Regions from separate parts of the Mus musculus genome. Here all the other regions are linked to region 1. The links are chromatin loops, found by intact Hi-C in ENCODE. Cell type or tissue: heart. All regions are shown on one strand. Region 1 has its middle 41 kb from the start of Adar. Region 2 overlaps Pbxip1 (pre B cell leukemia transcription factor interacting protein 1). Region 3 overlaps Kcnn3 (potassium intermediate/small conductance calcium-activated channel, subfamily N, member 3). Region 4 has its middle 8.3 kb from the start of Kcnn3.

Region 1 (5,000 bases):
CTCACTTTGTAGACCAAGCTGCCCTCGAACTCAGAAATCCGCTTGCCTCTGCCTCCCGAGTGCTGGGATTAAAGGCATGCGCCACCACACCCGGCCATATGCTTTATTCTCAATCCCTGCCGGGTAGACACTTCTCTCTTCCAGGTGTTTGGACACTGTGATGCCAGTCTTGTCATCAACTTGGTAGGATTTAGGATCACCATGAAAACTGATCTCTGGACATGTCTGTGAGGGAATGTTTAGATTCTGGTTCGTTGAGGTGGAAAGTCTCGCCTTCAATGTGGATGTCGTCATCTCCTGGGTAGGGTCCCAAAGAAGGAGAAAGTGAGATGAGCACGCTCACCCTAAGCAAGGAAGAACAAGTTTACCATGGGATGAACAGGCGTCCCTGCATCCTGGCCCTCGCCCCTCCCCCCACCCCCCATCAAGATGTACTGTGCTGTTACCTGCTCAAACCAGGATCCATGGCTCTTCCTGGTTCACACTTTCTGACTATAGATGCACTGTGGCCGTTTCCTGATGCTCCTTTTGCCACACTTTGCTGTCACCATGGACTGTGTCCTCTTGGAATTCAGAGCCAAAATAAGCCCTTTTAAAAGTTGCCTTTGCCTGCCTTCCCTCCCTTCCTCCCTCTTTCTCTCCCTCCCTCCATTCATCCCTCCCTCCCTCCTTCCCTCCATCCCTCTTTCCACCTCCCCCTCCATTCTATTTTCCATGTCTTTTTCCCACCCCCACCCTGTCTTCACAAATACTATTTCCAAATATTGCCTCTGAGAGCTCAGGTTTGATTGTGGATCTAGAGTTGGGGAATTGATGGAAGAAAGCATCAGTCACCTGGAGAGCAAACACTGAGCCTCTGCTCAGTCCAGCCCAGATGACACAGGGCTCTGTGGAAGAGTCATTATTATGTCAAATCCCCGCTAGGGAAAGGCCACCCAATTTTAGTTGCTCATTTCCACAGGCAAACTGTGTCCCCTCCATGGGTAAGCTCACAGATTCTGTAGTTTCTTCCTTCTGCCTCATTTTCACACCGTCTTCCAGATCCACGGTTAGGGTTTGGGGGCCGAAATACTGAACAGTATCAACACTTCATTTCCAAAGACATTTCAGTAGACAGCGCAAACAGCTGCATCCTGCACACAGAAGCAAGTCTGCCACGCCTGCTCGGCACCTTCGTAGCTTTCACCCTGAGCGACTCCAAAGATAAAGTGCTAAACTCTTAAAGTCTCCAACTGTCAGAACCGATATCTGTCCCATGTTTATGTGTTTGGAAACCATGGCACTCAGAGGAACCGCCAAAGTACATGTGCAGTACACGGAGGGAGGTTTTGGGAGTCAGACCAACAAGGCACATATTTTAGCCTGTGAAGGGAATTTGTCTAGCTCTTCCATTAGACTACATCCCTAGCCTCAAGTATTTTTGCTTCTTATCTGCAAAAGGACAATGCTTATATCAAAGGGCTGCTGAGGATTAAATGTGATTAAATGGACCAATTCCCTGGTCCAGCTGCATCAACATCACCAGAAAACTTGTTAAAATGCTAATAAGCTGACCCTAGCCTAAGTCTACTGAGTGAAGAGCTTTGGGGATGGAGCCAGCAATCTGTGCTTTAAGGAGTCCTTCCATGAAGTTCTGATGCTAGCTCACGGTTAGGCTTAGGGTAAAGGCAAAGCAGACAGACACCCAACAGTTTTTTCTTCTATTCTCCTGAGTGTTTGTAGGGTATGTCTTGCTTTTGCAATGCTTGGCAGGCATTCTCTTCCTGAGAAGTACCCCTAGCCTCTCATTAAATAACGCCATTAATCCTTTACATTCAATGGCTTCTACATGAACTGAGCTAGGGAATTCAGCCTGCTTGCCCAATTGCACCTTCTAAGTCTGAACCTTGAAAGCCTATCTGAGATGTATCCTCGGATTCTCAAGGAAATCGACACCGAATACACCACAATGCTGTCATTGTTTACCCGGCGCAGCGAAGGTGGGGTGGGCAAACCTCACTCTATGTGGTTTTAGAGGCTTGCCTAGGAGAACACAGGAACCTGGTTCTCTCAGGAAGAAACCTGGTCTTTCTATCTTCCCAGAGCCAGTCCTTGCCAGGCTGCAGCCCTGACTCAATGCTGCCATCCGGTGGACAGAAGGGAAGTGCCTGCGGGACCACGGGCTCCACCCAAGCCAGCATTTCCTGGGTTTCTAGGAGCAGTCGTCCCTGATGGCTTCAGGCAGATTTAGAGGTGATGCTGCTGAAGGAGCCGCCCTCAAGGTGCTGGCAAAGAACTGGAGGAACGGGTGCTGCACGATGCCCCCGGAGGGACCGGCGCTGCTCGATGCCTCCGGAGGAACGGGCGCTGCACGATGCCCCCGGAGGGACCGGCGCTGCACAATGCCCCCTGGTTAGTATTCTCCAAGTGTACAGCCCCGACGAGGGAGGTGTTTGCTCTCAAGCGCCTGAAAAGCCTATTTACATATACAATCTGTTCCTAACAAGCAGCAGAGAGTTTGCAGAACTATTAATAAGTCTTCCCAGACAACAAATATACATTTTAATGAGAAGCTGAAAATTAAGAGTAACTTTAAAATGCTGTGCAAAGGCTCAGCTTCTAATTATAATCTCCTAGAGGGGAAAACATGGGATGGCTTCATTTCTCCTGATAGACCAGACACTCCAAGAGCTCCCATTGATAAATCAGCATTTTCATTTATATCCTCTCCTGCCTTGTGATTTAACATTCTCTCAGGATACTTCGCTTTAACAGAAAATACCACTCTGAGCAAATGCAATTAGCCAAATTCTATATACAGCTAATTCAGCCTTTCATAAAGGTTTTTAGACATTGGTTAATAATTGGAGCACGTCAGAAAGATATAGGGAATACTTCTAGCTTGTAGAATAAAGTGTCCCTTTGTAGAACTGAAGGTGTGTGTGTGTGTGTGTGTGTGTGTGTGTGTGTGTGTGTGTGTGAAGAGGGAGGCTAGTGTGGAGGCTTTCTCAGGGACAAATCTTCAATTAAAACATCAAAACAAATAATACAGTAACATAATAAAACTCACTGAATAAAATAAGAAATATGAACCTAAATAGATGCAGATAAAATAGAAATCTTGATGAAGAATAGGATATTTTAAGCCAGGAGTCAAGGAGTTGGCTCAATGGGTAAAATGTTTATTGCACAAGCCTGAGTTCAAATCTCCAGCATCCAAATAAAAGCCAGGTCTGGTTATGCTGCCTGTGATGTAGATTTGGGAGTTAGAAACAGGCAGATCCTGGGGGTTTGATGGCCATTCTATCCAAAATGGCAAAGTTCAGTGAGAGACTGCCCCCAAATTGATAAATAGAGGCCCAGAAGTGTTTGGAGAAATTATCCAGATGTCAACTTCTGGGCATTACATGTGAGTACACCTGTCTATACATGTGACATTTATCTATTCAACACACACACAGCGCACACACACAAACACATAACTGGGCATGGTGGCCACGCCTGCTGCTGTTTCCAATGTATGAACTTTACATGTGTCTTAGTTACTTTTCTCTTGCTGTGATAACACACAAAGACCAAGGCAACCTATTAAGAAACCTTTTAATTTGGCTTGCAGCCTCAGAAAGTTAAAGTCCAGCCAGGCAGTGGTGACGCACGCCTGTAATCCCAGCACTTGGGAGGCAGAGGCAGGTGGATTTCTGAGTTCGAGGCCAGCCTGGTCTACAGAGTGAGTTCCAGGACAGCCAGTGCTATACAGAGAAACCCTGTCTCAAAAAAAGAAAGAAAGAAAGAGAGAGAGAGAGAGAGAGAGAGGGAGGGAGGGAGGGAGGGAGGGAGGGAGGAAGGAAGGAAGGAAGGAAGGAAGGAAGGAAGGAAGGAAGTTAAAGTCCCTGAGGGCAAAACAAGGAGCAACTGAGAACTCACATCTTGATCCACAAGAGTACTGGGAACCTTAAAGTCAACTTCCAGGGATACACTTCCTTTAATAAGGCCACACCCCCTAATCCTTCCCAAACAGTTTCAATCGAGAACTACATATTCAATGTATAAGCCTATAGAGGCCATTCTCATTCAAACCATCAGAACTTTTGTGAGTGGTGTGTGTGCTTGCACATGTGGTAAGAACCCGTTCTCTCCTGTGGGTCTTGGGGACTGAACTCAGATCATCAACCTTGGTGGCAAGTCCCTTTAACCACTGAGCCATCTTTTGGGCCTGCCCCTGAATGTTGACTTTCTTGCTTTCATTTTCAGAGTGGTAAGTATAGGTGAGTGCCACCACACCCAGATTATACAGTGTTGGAGATAAAACCTAAGACTTTATGTGTGATAAACAAGCACTCTATCATGAGGGAGAAAGATTAGAATATGGCATAAGCACACACACATACACACACCACACACACACACCACACACCACACACCTATCTCTCTTTCTTTCTCTCTCTCTCTCTCTCTCTCTCTCTCTCTCTCTCACACACACACACACACACACACACACACACACACACTACATTTTTTTTAAAGAAAAGGACAATAAAGTGTTGTTTGGTGGGACATACATGTACTCCAACTCTTAGGGAGCTGAGAGCAGATGATCACAAGCGTTAGAGCAGCCTGAAACTAGCCACAAAGCCAGAAACTAGGATGGGAGGAGGGATGTGAAAGAGGAGGGAGAAAGGGGAGGAGAGGGGAGTAGTGCACATCAATGATGAGTGAAGACTTCTCAGGAGTCTCACAAGGACGTCCATGTCCACGGGTGTGTGTGTGTTGGAGAGGCAGAGCCTACTGTCCCGTGCTGCCTGGCCAACCCATAAGATAGGTCTCTCACAGGGCATGAAGGCTTCCTTTAGACCTTCTCTCCTAGTCAAACTGGCAGAAACTACTTTTCTTTCACTCTCTGGTGACCATGGGGGATCCCAGCAAACAGGATATCCTGACCATGGATAGGCACCTCTGCTTGATGACCATTACTGATGCCTGCTTTGACTGGGATGCCAAAGCCTCCAGCTGGGCAACCCTAA
Region 2 (5,000 bases), 240 kb before region 1:
TAAGGGCCCGACTCCAAGGGCTAGAGGCTAACTGTGTCCGGGGTGTAGATGGGGTGTGTCTCAACTGGGGTGGAGATCCACAGGATGGCAAGGCCACTAAAGAACAAGGCCACAAGGGGCAGGAGCCAGACCCCAGCTTATTGGAGCAGCATAAGCAGCTTGAGGCGGAGGCCAAGGCCCTAAGGCAGGAGCTGCAGAGACAGTGGCAGCTGCTGGGGTCTGTGCACTGGGACCTGCAGAGGGGCTTGCGGGATGCTGGCCGGGGAGCCCCAGCTCACCCTGGCCTGGCTGAACTCGGTCACATGTTGGCCCAGACACTGCAGGACCTCGAGAATCAGGGTATCAACACTGGCAGGTCCCCCAATGACTCGGAGGCCTGGCACCAGAAGAAGCCTCACACCCAGAGTCCCAGGGAGTGGGGTGGGAAGGAGAAGTGGCGCGGTGGGCAGAGGGATCAGAAGGCTGAGCACTGGAAGCCGAGGAAGGAGGAGTCTGGCCAGGAGAGGCAAAGGAGCTGGAGGGATGAGGGCCGGGAGCACACTGGGCGCTGGAGGGAGGACAGACTGCGGGCGGACGAATCTGGGAGCAGAAAGGACAGCAAGCGACAGGACCCCAAGGTACACCCTAGGAAAGATGGGAACTCCCATTCTGTAGAAAGGCAGAAGCATTCTTGGGGGAAAGACAACAGCCCTGACGCCCTGTCCTCCTGGGAGGAGCTGCTGAGGCGCAAGTACCGACCCCCTCAGGGCTGTTCAGGTGTGGCCGACTGTGCCCGGCAGGAGGGCCTGGCCCTCTTTGGTGTGGAGCTGGCCCCTGTGCGGCAGCAGGAGCTGGCCTCTGTGCTGAGAGAATACTTGTCTCGGCTGCCCTGGGCCGGGCAGCTGACCAAACAGCTGCCCCTCTCACCTGCTTACTTTGGAGAAGATGGCATCTTCAGGCATGACCGGCTTCGCTTCAGAGATTTTGTGGATGCCTTGGAGGACAGCCTGGAGGAGGTGGCACTGAAACAGACAGGCGACGATGATGAAGTGGATGACTTTGAGGACTTTGTCTTCGGCCACTTCTTTGGGGACAAGGCCCTGAAGAAGAGGTGGGAATTGGGGATGGGCGTGGGAGAGAGTAGCCGAGGGATTTGAAGGCGTTGGGCCCTGAATGAAGAGGTCTGTAGCTTGAGTCTCTCTCTTCATTTCTGATCCCCTGGCCTTACAAAAAGAAGGCTTCTGGGTACACATCCTATCTTCCCATGAGGGGCTGCAGTGGTCCTGAGGGGTCCCCCTTTGAGCCAGGACCCCCTCCCCACCTTGCCTGTACATAGAGGGCCCCTTGTCTCCCCCAATGGATTCATCCTGGAGCCCAGGTTCCTCCCTTGCTTGGTGGCAGTCACCTGAGCTGGCCTCCACCAGAAGAACAGGGCTCCTTCTCCTTAGGGTCTTATCTCAGTATGTGGCATTGTTTCCTAAAGGCCATTTCCTGCTTCCTTCCCTGTCTCCCCCATAGGTCACGAAAGAAGGAGAAGCACTCCTGGAACCCCAGAGTTGTGGGGCCCAGGGAAGAGCACAGCCGCCATCCGCACCACTACCACCAAGGCTGAGCCCTGTCCTGCTGCAACAGCCGGCCTTGGCATGCACCCAGCTCAAGATGCCTGGAGTTATGTGACCCTAGCAGCTATGCTCCCACTGTCCAGCGGGCCCCTCCTGGCTCGTTGGTGCCCTTGAATGACCTTCACAGAAGAGAGCAACGCACTTGGCCCTGCACTGGTACCACTTTTGCTAAAAAAAAAAAAAAAAAAGAAGAAGAAGAAAAAAAAAAAGGCCATAGTTGGCGCTGCTGAACTGTCTAAGCAGACATATGCAAAGATAAAGGCCCTGGGTACTAAGTGACATGTAGGGGCCTGCTGGGAGCCTGCTGGGGAGGACTCTTATTCTGAAGTCAGAGAGCTGTCATTTTTTTGTGGCTATCCTGGGTCCACAGCAGAGCCTATCACCCTGTGCTAGAGCTGCTGGTTAGAGACTTAGCTCCAGACTTGCCTTGGGGTTTAGCTAGCTGTGGAGACAGCTATCCCTAAGCCTGAGGAGTCCTCACCATGCCTCTTGCGGCTTTCACCTCCCCACCTGAGCTGTCCCACCATGGCGGGGCTCTGTCACTTGAGGTGGTCCCTAAATGCAAGGAACACCTTGCAGTCACCACGCTGGTGTTTAGGCACAATCTAGGCACTGCACTCGGCCTTCCCATCCATTCCCCATGTGCGCCCACCTTCCCCAAGGAGCCTAGCCTTGAGTCCAGCCACCAATTGTCTCACAGTCCAGGTGGGGTGGCCTCAAGCCAGGTCATTCTCCGCAGTGTGGTGTGGTGTTCTTATCCTCAGAAAGAGAGCTGAAGGGAATGGAGTCAGTGAAGCAAGGAAGCAGACATTCTGTTTCTGCCACACAAGAATCGATCCCTTTTTTGGAGCGTGCTGTGGAGGACAGGGAACACGCTAACCTGGGTCTGCAGAGGTGAGGGAGCCACTAGGTGGCGCTCTGGCTTCACATTTCTCTAGACTTCTCCCTCCTGCCCCTGGTCACCACCCCACACCCCAGACACCCTACCCATTGACTAGCTCTCAAGAATTCCCAGAATCCCCCTGGTTATTCTTCAGGAACGCCCCGCCCCCTCAGTTCAAACCTCTACGCCATTGGTAGCACACTGGGCTTCTAGCTCTGGAACTCTCCCAGGGACTCTAGGGGGCAGTGACCACACAGGTCAGGTCAATTAAGGAGGGGATTAAGGACTGTAAGCTTACTGGGCAATGGTGATGCACGCCTTTAATCCCAGCCCTTGGGAGGCAGAGGCAGGCTGATTTCTGAGTTTGAGGCCAGCCTGATCTACAAAGTGAGTTCCAGGATAGCCAGGGAAACAAAACAGGACTGTAGGCTCTAGAAAGTGCTGGAATCGATTTTGAATTATTTAGCAATGCTTTTATGTCACTGTTAAAAGGCTTTTAAGTGCAGTGGCTTGTTTAATTTCCGTGCTAGACAAGACAGGTAGAAAGGGTGGCTCATTCCACAAATGTTTAAACAGTCTGCTGTGTGGTGCTGGAGGGATGGCTCAGCCGCTGAGGGCACAGGCTGCTCTTCCAGAAGCCCCAGGTTTGATTCCCAGCACCCACATGGTAGCTCACAAATGTCTGCAACTTCAGTCTCCAGGGATCTGATGTTCTCTTCTGGCCCTGTAGGCACCAGGCACACACACACACGGTACACAAACATACACGCAAAAACAAAAAAAGATCACCCATCACCACATTTCTTGAAAATAAAAGTCTATTGTGTATGAGAACCAGGTAGTGAGGCCCTAGGCCTGTAGACCCTTTAATATGCATGGAATCTGCAGCAGCAGGAGCTCTGGTTAGACTTAAGGCACATTACCTTACACAGGTCAGTGTTGTAGGCTGGGGGCTCCAGGAAGGAGCCGTCTGGTTTAGAAAGACAATTATATTCCCTGTCTCTCTGGACCAGTGTCCCTCAGAAGGAAGGCAGGTTTAACCCTGCTTTTGCTGCTCACTCAAGGGTCCTCAGAGATCGATCTGTTTATACAGATGTGGTGACCTTGGTGGCTGGGTGAAAGCTCAAGGCCGGAGGCAGGTAGGCTGGCATGTTGGGGTGCTGGGTCTGGAGATGGGGATTCACAGGCCTGCCTTGGTTTCCTAGATGGTGTTGGTACAGGGCTCTCTGGCCTCTGGTTTCCATGTCAAGAGCTCATGTTGGATAATAAATTTTGGAGTCTCAGAGTTCCTCTAGCCTGGTTCTTCTCTTCTCACACCCTCAGGGCTTTATCAGTGGAACTGCATCTGCAACTACCAAGCTAGGAAGGACAGGAGAGCCATTAACCCAAGGGGCATGCTGGGGAGGGCCAGGGAACCAGGTACATTGGGGCCCCATGGGGGAAGGGCCTCATACCCACCATGGCCTTGAGGTCCCTCTCTCTCTCACTCGCACAACCTATAGTGACACTGAAGAGTGACCACAGGCGCTCCTCTGACGGTGGGGCCAGTGCGTGGGATGGAGTGTGAGAAGGGCTGGAGGCAGTGCCCTGTGGTTGCTTGAGGGCTGGAGGACAGCACCGCAGGGCAAAGTGATTCTAGGAGCAGAGATGCTTGTTGCTGCGCTGGGCCCTGCTGGCTCTTTAGGGTCTGTGCTGGGACTCGTCTAGTTGAAGCTCGTGGTGTTTGCGGTGACTTTCCATCCTTTCTCTGGGGGCTGCTGCCCTCAGAGTGTCCCTGGGAGCTTTGTGAGGGTGTCGCTGGAGTGGAGGGTAGTCAGGCCTTACCTCTCTTCCTCTCAGATATCGATATCTCCTCCTCCTCCTCCACCCCTTCTCTTATTCTCCTGCCTCCCTTCTCTCACCCATACCTCTCTCCTGTCCTGTTTCTTTTTCCCTCCCCTTCTCTTTAGCGTCAGACCCAGGACGCCCTGTGTGGCAGGCAAAGGTTTTACTGCCAGCGGCACCTCTTACCATTTTTGTTTGGAGACAGGATATTACTGTATATCCCTGCCTGACCTCAGACTTTCAATCCTCCTGCCTCTGGGGCCCGAGAGGCTGGGACTACAGTCCTGTACCGCCACACCCTTTGCAGGGCCTTCTACGTTTAAGTGGAAAACATCATTCTGTTAGCCAGTCCCCAAAACTGCTTTCCCGGGGGCCATAGCCTGTTACTTCTCCCTTCAGATTCTGCTTCTCATCTGTTCTCACTGCCTTTCCAGGCTCCCCACATGCCCGCAACCCAGCCTTTCACCACCCATGTCTCTCTCTCTCTCTCTGCTTCTTGCAACCTCCTGACCATACTCCCTCTCACCCTCCACCTGTGACAGAATGACAAGTGGAGTGGAGTGAGTCACCTCTGGTCCTGTCTGTCCCTATTAGTTCCTGAGAGTTAGGGTAAATACTACCCTTGAGAGCTGTTCCCAGTCTCCTTTGCTGGGCCCAAGGACAGACCTCAGGACTAGCTAGCTGTTGCCATG
Region 3 (5,000 bases), 110 kb before region 1:
ACAGAAGATGGGAGAGGGTGTTCCAGGGACTCAGCGCGGTGCTGTTTCTCTTGGGATCAGCTTGTGCTTGATAGGGCTGGAGAGAAGGAAGCAAGAGAGGAGAGCCTGCCATGAAGACACCCACAAATGCCTGTACCCCAGCATTCAGGAGGAGGCAGGAAGATCAAGAGTTGGAGGCCTGAGCTACAGTGTGAGATCATGTCTCAATAAAAGAAGAAAGGAGAGAGTGAGAGTGAGAAGGCTAGAGAGTGAGGAAGCGAGAGAGCGAGCAGCAAGAATACAGATGCTTGGCTTTTGGCAGGGGACCAGTCCACCTTCTTTGAAGATAGGAGACTTAGTGGCTGGCACGTGGGCAGTGCCTGGGTGGCGTTGGTTGCACTGTGCCTAGTTGGTGCTTTATAATCTGGGAGTGTCCTCACAGACCTGCCCCTTCACCATCTTCACTTTTAGCCTGCAAATCCCTCCTCTAGGAACTGTCTCTGGATACCTCCAGTCTCCAAGCCAGGAGCCTGTCTAGGCTGTGACTTAGCATTAGCTCTTTGCCTGCTGCGGCATGCCTGATTGGTAGATGGTAAATGCTAGCTTTAGTCAGCCCCACTGCTCTAGATGTGGGCTTCATGGTGATGGAGACTGTATTGGAGCTAAGAGATGTCTGTCTAGCACATAGTGAGACTCAGAAAGAGCGGCTGAACAGCGAGTGAGTGAACGGAACACAGATGCGGTCTTTCTTCCTTCTGTGGAGAAAACTCATCTCCAAAAGACTGGACTAGTCTCAGTCCACAGTGCTGGGTTCTGGCTCGTGAGTTTTGTATCCCAAAAAACAAAGGTCTCAACAGGCTACTCTTGTGAATTGGTCTTGCCCACTGCTGCTCTCTGGTCCTCTCTGCTGCACTCTGGTTAGCCTTTCTCACGCCCCGGCCATGAATCGCCATGGTTACTATATCAGCCCTGATGGTCAATTTTTATGTGACACTGTGTCTTTATTTTCTAAATATTTAAACACTCGAGCTTAACCCTTTTGCCTCATAGCTGGCTTCCTGCCTCTGTTCCACTCAGCAGGCATTAAGATGCCTGCTCTGCCATGATATCAGGGGCGAGGGGAGGGCCAGGCTCTATCTTGGCTGTTGGTACTGATCTCCAGTTTTGTCTCTGGGAAATGGGTATCCTGAATCATACTGTTTCCTAACAGAATGTGTGCCGTGCTTATTAAAGGTATGGAAACCCATATCCGGGACATGTTGAGACTTGTCCCAGCCAGGATAAACAGCTCTAGACTTCCCAAGTCCACTTGCTGTGTGCCATTGACGATGCCTCTTTAATTGTGGGAGAGGATGAATGAGGATGTGTGTGTGTGTGTGTGCTCTTTCACTTATATGTGGCCAGAGGTTGACAGTGGGTACCTTTCTCTGTCCTTCTTTTGAGCCAGGGTCTCTCATCATTTCCCCTAAGCTGACTGGCCAGCAAATCTCCAGAACGCACGTGTTTTGTGGACTTACAAGTGCATATGGCCGCTACACCCAGCTTTTAGGTGGGAGCTGGGGATCTGAACCCAGGGATTCACGCTCGACGCTTGGACAGCATGCAGGATCCTCACAGAATCATCTCTCCAGCCCTGCAAATTCTTCCTGCCAACTCTTCCAAAATCTTCCCGGGCCCTGGGAGTCTCTGTCCTAGATCCTGACGGGGCTCCGGGGCAAATTAGTTTGGGAGGAATTATGTTTGTAAGTGGAAGGTGACTTCTCCCTTTTCTTCTCCCCTCACTGGCTTGAGACAGGCCCCAGCACCTGAATATAGGTTGCCTTGGAAACCACTCAGTTGTCTTCACCCTGGGCTATGTGAAAGGAGTGAACATTGGGTGTGCTGTTCAGGAGGCTTCAGCAGTGTAAAGTGTCATCATACCACCAGGGGGACTGAGCTAGTGTGAAGGGCCTCCTATCCGCCCCACCCCAGGGCTCCGGCTCCAGTGAGCTCTGTGCTCACAGGATGTAATAGCCTGTGTCTGGAGTATTGGTCACTGTAGCCAGATAGGCCACCACTAGTTCCACTTTATTTTCTTTTATTTATTTTTTTGTGGTTGTAAAGTAGATAGATCAGGCCAAATGATCTCTGGGGCTTCTGATTCTGTGAAGGTACCACAGCTGAGGGACACTTGATGACTGGGAGATAAAAACCAGAAGGAAAGTGGCTGAGAGCTTCAGAGGACAATGACAGACAGTGCGTGGTCAAGAGGCTCCTGGAGGGGCCTATTTGAACAACCTCATCTTTCTTTTAACAGCCTCGCCTCTTTCTCGGAAGCAGAATTGGACACCTAGCTAATGGCCTCAAAGTTGAAATAGAAAGCCATCAAAATGACAGTTTTTTGGGGGGCTCTGGTATCTTGTAGTTTAAAAGAGACTTCTCTCAAGTCTTTCCCAAAAACAAACTGACCGGCCTTCTTTAAAGCCTTGAGAATGATCACGGTATGTGCCCAAGCTCCCCCACCACGCAGTTCCAGCCTCCTTCTCCAAAGTCCCTGGGCAGCGAGCTCACATCATGAAAAATCTGTCTCTGACTGTGGGGACTTGCACGTCTGAGGCTTTTTCAGAGTTAATTCATCCAAATTTGTATTGCTATGTTGTGTGTATTTGTTTATTTCTTCATTTGAAGTAGCTGGGAACTTGTGGCTTTTCCTGCCTCAGCCTCCTAAGAGCTGACCTGATTTTCAGACGTGTGCCACCATACCCAGTTATCTTCCTCCTCTGTTTATTTGGGGCTATTAATATAGGGGTCCCACTTAGGGCTGAGCACTCAGTATACATTGATTCTCAGTATTATGACTAACTATTGATCTCTGCATTAACTGTGACCACTGCTCAGAGAGGATTCTTTGGCTAATGTTAAGCACAGCACTACGCTATGGATCTAAGCATAGATATTTGGAAGATAGTTTGACAGCATGTCATTTAGCAAAACAACAGTAACAGGTTGTCCCCTAGGGCCTGTGACCTCAGGACTCATGGACTTTGGACCAGCACCAGGCCCAGATTCTTTACTGTGAACCCAGTCTCAAATCTAACCCTAAAGCAGCTGGTTACATCTACAACCTTTGTGCCACTATTGCACTTGTGGGCACATCTCATCCGGCAGATTGGTACTATAGCATGCAGGGATGGCCTGGCTACCACCTTCTGGCATGATGAAAGTTAGTCAGCAGGGTGGGGGGATGTTTTCAAGTTTGCCTGATTTCACTATGTCCTTCAATGAAAGTATGTTGTACCTTCTGCAATTGGGTTTTACAGTTTAGTTTTTCAGGGAGGAACAAAGAGCTATGGCAATAGCTCGGATTGTATTAAGGGCCTATGGGACCTTCCTGACCCCATAGGGAAGTATCCTATACTTGGTACTGAGGTTTTTATTTTTATTTATTTATTTATTTATTTATTTGCCTTTTTTTTTTTTTTTCCTTCGAGACAGGGTTTCTCTGTGTAGCCCTGGTGGCTGTCCTGGAACTCACTCTATAGAGACCAGGCTGGCCTTGAACTCAGAAATCTGCCTGCCTCTGCCTCCCAAGTGCTGGGATTAAAGGTGTGTGCCACCATCGCCCAGCTTGAGGTTTTTATTTAGTAATCCATGACTGACAAGTCTGACTCTGCAGGGTATAGCTACCATATTTAAATGTTGATCTCTCTCCACAATGGTGACAATCCTCCATCAGCAATGTGTATTAGCCCCACTGTACTGTGTCTGGCCTCCCACAGGCTATGAAACCCCACTTCCCTAGGGGTATGCGCTTTGACAGCACCACCAAGGTTCTCTGCACACTCAGAGGAACAGTAGCCATCTCTGTAGTTGCTCCTTCAATGCCTAATACACAGCAGGAGCTCGATGATTCTAAAGTGGGCGAGCAGTATCTGACTCTGAGGATTTGTAAGATGGGAAGACACTGCACAGTTTTTACCGTCTAGAAATTTCTATACACTTGTTATTGCATTATGCTGCCAAGAAAATTCTGGTAATTCTAGTTTCCTGTTGGGCAAGGAGCTAGTCAAGTGACATTTTCCCGTTTCTAAGAAGAAAGATGGCGAAATCGGCACTGCTCAGATCCTTCTAACACAGTAGTTGGATTAGGAGAAGACAGAACCCATCCTTCATTTCTATTTTGTTTAAAAGACTTGGTGCAAGTTAGAAGACATTCCATCACTCTGAAACTTCCCCTGCCAGAGGGGAGGGACACCCATGGGCACTTGACCTGGGTCTAGGTTGGATTTTGTCATTTATTTCTTTTTTCTTTTATTCATTTAATGTATATGAGTACACTGTAGCTGTCTTCAGACACACCAGAAGAGGGCATCAGATCCCATTACAGATGGTTGTGAGCCACCATGTGGCTGCTGGGAATTGAACTCAGGACCTCTGGAAGAGGAGTCAGTGCTCTTAACCACTGAGCTATCTCTCCAGCCCTTAAATTTTTTTTTCTTAAAAATGGTAGTAAAATATATGTAACATAAAAATTTGCCACTTTACAATACAGTTCAATGGCATTAAGGGATATTCATGTGTGGTTCAAGGATTATCATCAGAATTGACTTCATTACCTTCTATGTAACCTATGTGCTTTGATACAAAATAGATTTGCTTCATGCCCTCATTTGCACAAGCATCCTTTATCATCCAGCTCCTGACCCCACCTCCATCCTGTGTAACACACTGTATCTCAGGCTGTGGTCCTGTTTCAAGCCTTGGCCTGGCATGCAGCTGCACACACGGCGACAGTGGCAGCAAGCCACATGTCCATTCATCTCATGTGGGCGAGGGATTCCAGTTATCCTTGACAGCAGTCTCATTTTACAGATAAGTGAAGTGAGGCTGAGAGGGGAGAGATTACCTATTCAAAGTCACGTGGCTGATGAGAGGCAGAGCTAGCCTCAAACAGACAGCCATCTCCAAATCCTGCAGACTTCTTTGCTAGTTGGGGTGCACTCCACTCTCCAACCCATCCGTGCCCCTGACTCCTGTGGTAT
Region 4 (5,000 bases), 180 kb before region 1:
TCTGTAATGAGATCCGATGCCCTCTTCTGGTGTGTCTGAAGACAGAACACTCGTATGAAATAAATATTTTGAAAACCAACTAACCAACCAACCAACCAACCAACCAAAACAAAACCCAAACAGCCCCCCAAACCTTCCTAGGTCCTTAGCCATGTCACATTCATTACTTCTAGGGAGCCAGTCTCTTCTGTTGCGAAATCAACTTCCCAAGCCCAAACTCAGGGTCTCTTGTTGCGACTGACTGGCCAGACTAACAGATATTTACTCTTCCTTTGTTTCTACTGCTAGCAGTACCCAAATCAACTTCCTAAGCCCAAACTCAGGGTCTCTTGTTGGCTGCTCCTCCAACAGTAGTTTTGCTCAGCTGAGGATGGAGTGCCAGGCAGCCTGAACCTCTCCACAGGCATGGGGAAGTTGATGACCTGTCTGACCCTTGTCAGGAGATGCCGAAGCCGCCCCATCCCCACCCCCACCACAGTCAAGGCTTCCATTGCTGGAGGTGGCTACACTAGACAACTGATGGTGGATACTGGGAGCTGCTGGCCAGGATTTGCCCTGCTTTCTTTCCTTGCCCTTTCTCCGGCCCCCTTGGCTCAGATGGAAAAGGCAAGATGCAACAAGCCACTGGCTTTTCTTGCCCCAGGGGGCTCACATTTGCCAGTTTGTGGGGGCTGCCGGGCTTAATCACTTGAGGAAGGAAGAAAACTCTGCTCTGAGAAAAGAGGATTAGCACTCCGCAGGCTGCCCAGGAGTTCCCAGAATGGGGCCACAGGATTGTGGGAGCAGCAATTTGTCATCAAAATGGCCCTGGGAACACCGTTTCGGAAACAATCAGAGAAGGCAAGGTTTCCTAATGATAGGAAAAAACCTCCCCAGCTGGAATAATGGCTTTTACTTGGCACTCGTTCTTTCTGAAACACACAGCCTTACCTATCCCCCCTCCGACGTGTGATTTTGTAGTACCAGATGGGAAGGAGTGAAGACAGGGGTGGGCCCGAGTCTGGACTCAGTGTTGGGTCGGGGCAGGTCCCCAGCTCTGCATGCCAGTGTCACTATAAATGGGGGCAACTTCATACAGAGAGCTCCTGGCAAGTGGTTCCGTTAGAAACGTCTTAGGTCCCTTCCCCTGTGTCGTCTCCAGCCTCTTTACACACAGCTTTAGTCATACACACATATATGCACCCGCACACATACATGTACGTGCACACACATCTTGTTCCTTCTCCCGTCTCTATCTATTCACAGTCTTGTCTTCCAAGAAGTGATGGGGGAGAGGTGGTAACCGGGCATAACTGGCCTCGTCCTCCTTATGCCTGTGCTGAGTCACCTATACAGGCTCTGAATGAGACAATGTGGCTCCCAGAAGGCCACCCTGGAATTCATGCACAGTGACTTTTAGGGCCAGCATGCTTTCCTCTATGCCCTCTTCTGGAAGGTTCTGGGACATGAAGTCACTTGGTCCTGTCCAGCAGCTGGTGTCTCTGGTTAGGATGCTCAACATGAGTCTTGAGTCTGTGGCAAGGTCTTGTTCTAGTCTGGAGAACAGGTGGCAGCTGTGGTGACTTCTCTGTGGAGGGGAATCTCTGCTCTTACAGCTGGGAACAGAGTAGAGTGGCAGTGTCCTAGAGGGGAGTTTTAGAACAGTGATGTCCTCTGGTCTTGTGGTGGTGGCAAGATTAAAGTCAATAGCCATATAGTGGGAGCCCATTGCAGGGACTGTTCTGAGCCCATGGCTGGTAAGGGAGTGGCTAGCATTGGTGATGATGAGCTGTTCTTGGTTGTTCAAACGAGGGGGCATGTGGCAATCTGGGGTACTTCTGTCCACAGGGTGGCGCAGTGGCCAGGAACCTAACCCAGAAACACTTGGACTGTGGCTGCTTTGTGTAAGTAAGAAGGCTGTGGAAGGTCTTCCCACAGACTTGTTCTGTCCCCAGCTCTCGACTTCTCAGCCCTCTCTTCCTCCCAGTGTCCTGTTGAGAGACACTGGCCAGAGTGATTAAGTGTCCGATTTGACAGGGAGCCTGTTTAGACACTTATTGCTTTTCTAATTCTGGCTGAATCAACATTGGTTTTGTCAGTCTCCCGACACGGGTCAAGCTTGTTGCTTCCAATTTCAGGTGATTTCCGTCTTGTCACTCTCTCGTTCCTGCCACAGCCCGTCTAATCCTCGGGCTCTCAGCCACCCAGTCCCTCCCTGAAGCATCCAGGCTGCCTCCTAGGCTTGGCAATTAGAGACCTGGTCTCCAGCAGGGAGGACAGCTTCGGATTGTTGCTGAGGAGGGAGAGCGCAGCCGCGTGTCCATAGCAACCCTCTGGCTTTCACCTTTACCAGGAGTGAAGGGAGGCGAGGGAAGGGATAGGCAGGCGTTGTCTGGCCCGCATCTCAGCAGCGCACTGGATCTGGGGCCTTGGTCCTGGGTGTGCTCTTGGGTGTATGAGGGATGTCGGGGCTTCCTTCCTCGTGCGGCAGTGGTTACATGAGGCTGAGGTTGTAAGGGCAACAGGGCAGGAGATGCTGAGGCAGGGGTAGGGGTGGGACTGCTGCTATACGTCCAAGTAAAACCAAGATCAAGGTCAGGGGAAGAGGGCTTGCCAAAGAGACCTGGGCACCCAGCTTGTCCTAAGATGTGTGGGTTTTATGAACTTCCCTCCCAGCTTATTTTTCTTTCAAGTAAGTGTGGGCCTGAGGCAGCTCTGTGTTCCTGTCCAGCCTTCCCACTCAAAGGCACTGTGCTGTCCTCATAGAGCATCGGGGCTCACACCTTCTCTACCGTGTATCGAGTCTCGATAGATAGGAGCTACCTTTGTGCTATTTGAGGCCAACACGGTCTACATAGTGTGTTTCTAGTCATCGAGAGCTACACAGTGAGACCTTTCCCCCCTGCACCTCAAAGAAAGCTTATTTTTTCAGAATAGCACAAGGGCTCCTGGCATCCACTTTAGTTCTTGGGTCTTTGTAGAAGGATGCTGACTGTTGAGTTGGCTAGTTGGGATTGGGCGTAAGGGGCACCTGTGTGCGAGTGTGTGCATGTGTGTGTGTGTCCCCCAAGCTGCCTGGAGTGCAAGTCTATGTGCCACCAGCAGAGGGCACCACATTCTGCACAAACCCTCCACAGGTTGCTCTACCCTAGGTGGGAGAGCAGAGCAAATTGGAGTCAGTAGGGTCTAATCTCAGAGTTGTATCTGGTGTACAAGCCTCCAGGCCCTTTGCTCTTTACCTGACAGATCTGCTGTGGTGGGTTCAGCAGGCTCAGGGCAACCCCAGTCAGGTCCCACAACTGTTCCTTACTCTCTCTGCAAGAGAGTTGTTCCCCAGAGCGCTCTTTTCCTGTCAGGCCCTGTCTACTTGGCTCTAGTACCTTGGGTGGTACTGGGGCCTCCTTTGTGTCTTGGAAACTGTTAGAGACTTTCTTCCTCTATCATTTTGGAGCTGGGGCCAAGCAGCCAATTTCCTCAGTATATTTTAATAAGAGCATGCTCTGCGGTAGGCACTGCTACAAATGCTAAGAATCCAGCAGCTATGAATGCCACCCAGGCGAAGAAGCCCTTCTCTTGCCGGAAGTCCTCACTGTCTACAAGACAGCCAGTCTGGCAGGTGAAGGGATCTCTCCTTGATTTGGCCTCAAGAAGACACCATTTTGGATAGTTCTAAGCTCTGGGATGAAGCCCTCTCTAGTCAGGGGTCTATATGAGCCTCTGTTAGCTACTGGCTTTCTCAGTCCATATGGTGACCCTGTTTACCGAGTGTATGTGCTACCACCGGGAACCCAACAGGCCACCACGGTGACAGAATCTTGGCATTCTGTGCCTGTTTCCCAGCCTTTTCCCTAGACACACTTCTTTCCCGTCACAGTGCCAACACCTTTCATTTGACCTTGACCCCGCAGACAACTGCTCCCATCTGGAGTGATTCATCTGTCCAGAACAGTAAGTTCTCACGCCGAAGCGCCAGAGAGGAAGGGTTCGTGAGAAGCATTTAATAATATATCTGGTCTTCACAGCCAGTGGTGGCAGGAGACCTGAAGGGTCTGGCTTTATAAGTTGAGTGCTGAGATGTGCTCCTTACGATTGCTGGCAGAAGAAAATGGCAGCTGGAAGCCACCGGGGTGGGGTCCAGCCCATGGCTCCTCCCAGGACTTTGCCCAGATACCCCTTCCCATCTTTTCACTAGGGAGGGACCAGCCGACCTTTACAGCCATGGCAGACTCAGTGTTTCTCCCTAGAGCCTCTCCTGTCATCAGAGAGGCTCCTGTGAGGTCTGGGACAGGAGTGACAAACATAGGGAAGTGACATGCCTTCCTGGAAGGGAAAGAGCCCAGAGATAGGGTGGAGTCAACAGATGTGACTTTTTTGGTTTGTAGCTTGGCCTCTTGCCTCCTGTAAGCAAGAGCTAGCTGCTTGCTGTCTTGACCCCATTTTTCCAGCAGTAGAATGGGTACGCTGACCTGACCCCTGGCTGTTGGCATCACATATGCACAGAGCAAGTCCCAGAAAATGCTCCAGGTGTGGACAGGTCATAGGTCTGTCCCCATCACAGTGGTGCCTAAACTAAGTTTAATTTTTGTTTAGCAAAGCAGGGTGTTGTGTGATTCCTTGGCATGCATAGGTGTTTAGTTAGTGTTAGTGTGTGGCTTGGTGGCCGGAGGAAGAAGGCACTGTAGTTATCATACCTTAGTCTTCAGGTGGTAAATAGGTTATAGTTAATTTTTAAAAAAGATTTATTTATATATTTATATATCATTAAGATTTTTTTTATATGAGTACACTGACACTGTCTTCAGACACACCAGAAGAGGGCATTGGATCCCACTACAGATGGTTATGAGCCACCATGTGGTTGCTGGGAATTGAACTCAGGACCTCTGGAAGAGCAGTCAGTGCTCTTAACCACTGAGCCATCTCTCCAGCCCTATAGTTAAGTTTTAACATACCTCACCTCAGAGTCTGAGCGTAGAGGAACCCAGAGGAAAGAAACATTATAGGATATGTATACTCACCAA

The links. Peaks named below come from ENCODE experiments on the same cell type or tissue, not always from the same donor. Only the 100,000 strongest peaks of a DNase experiment are listed, where the experiment ranks them.
Region 2: it touches region 1 in a loop (7-fold over the local background); 8 of 42 quality-filtered maps call a loop at or near these places.
Region 3: it touches region 1 in a loop (2.2-fold over the local background); 3 of 42 quality-filtered maps call a loop at or near these places.
Region 4: it touches region 1 in a loop (7-fold over the local background); 26 of 42 quality-filtered maps call a loop at or near these places.

Annotation. Positions count from the first base shown.
Region 1 is chr3:89,686,737-89,691,736 of GRCm38, forward strand. No RefSeq gene overlaps it. Among named protein-coding and RNA genes, the nearest start is that of Adar, 41 kb to the right of the region's middle. In heart, a CTCF peak has its summit at 2,129 (motif pointing left); a DNase peak (open chromatin) is centred at 2,135; H3K4me3 peaks cover 487 bases; H3K27ac peaks cover 458 bases; H3K27me3 peaks cover 531 bases.
Region 2 is chr3:89,447,176-89,452,175 of GRCm38, forward strand. Pbxip1 (pre B cell leukemia transcription factor interacting protein 1) reads left to right here. Exons shown (of 11, transcript NM_146131.2): 10 at 1-1,090; 11 at 1,498-3,777. The coding sequence ends at 1,591. Among named protein-coding and RNA genes, the nearest start is that of Pmvk, 9.4 kb to the right of the region's middle. In heart, a CTCF peak has its summit at 2,498 (motif pointing right); DNase peaks (open chromatin) are centred at 1,616, 1,926, 2,106 and 2,586; H3K4me3 peaks cover 838 bases; H3K27ac peaks cover 3,797 bases.
Region 3 is chr3:89,572,552-89,577,551 of GRCm38, forward strand. All of the region lies in intron 2 of Kcnn3 (potassium intermediate/small conductance calcium-activated channel, subfamily N, member 3), which reads left to right. Among named protein-coding and RNA genes, the nearest start is that of Kcnn3, 55 kb to the left of the region's middle. In heart, a CTCF peak has its summit at 1,911; no DNase peak of the experiment used is centred here; H3K27me3 peaks cover 425 bases.
Region 4 is chr3:89,509,342-89,514,341 of GRCm38, forward strand. No RefSeq gene overlaps it. Among named protein-coding and RNA genes, the nearest start is that of Kcnn3, 8.3 kb to the right of the region's middle. In heart, CTCF peaks have their summits at 1,827 (motif pointing right) and 3,099 (motif pointing right); no DNase peak of the experiment used is centred here; H3K4me3 peaks cover 721 bases; H3K27ac peaks cover 436 bases; H3K27me3 peaks cover 2,971 bases.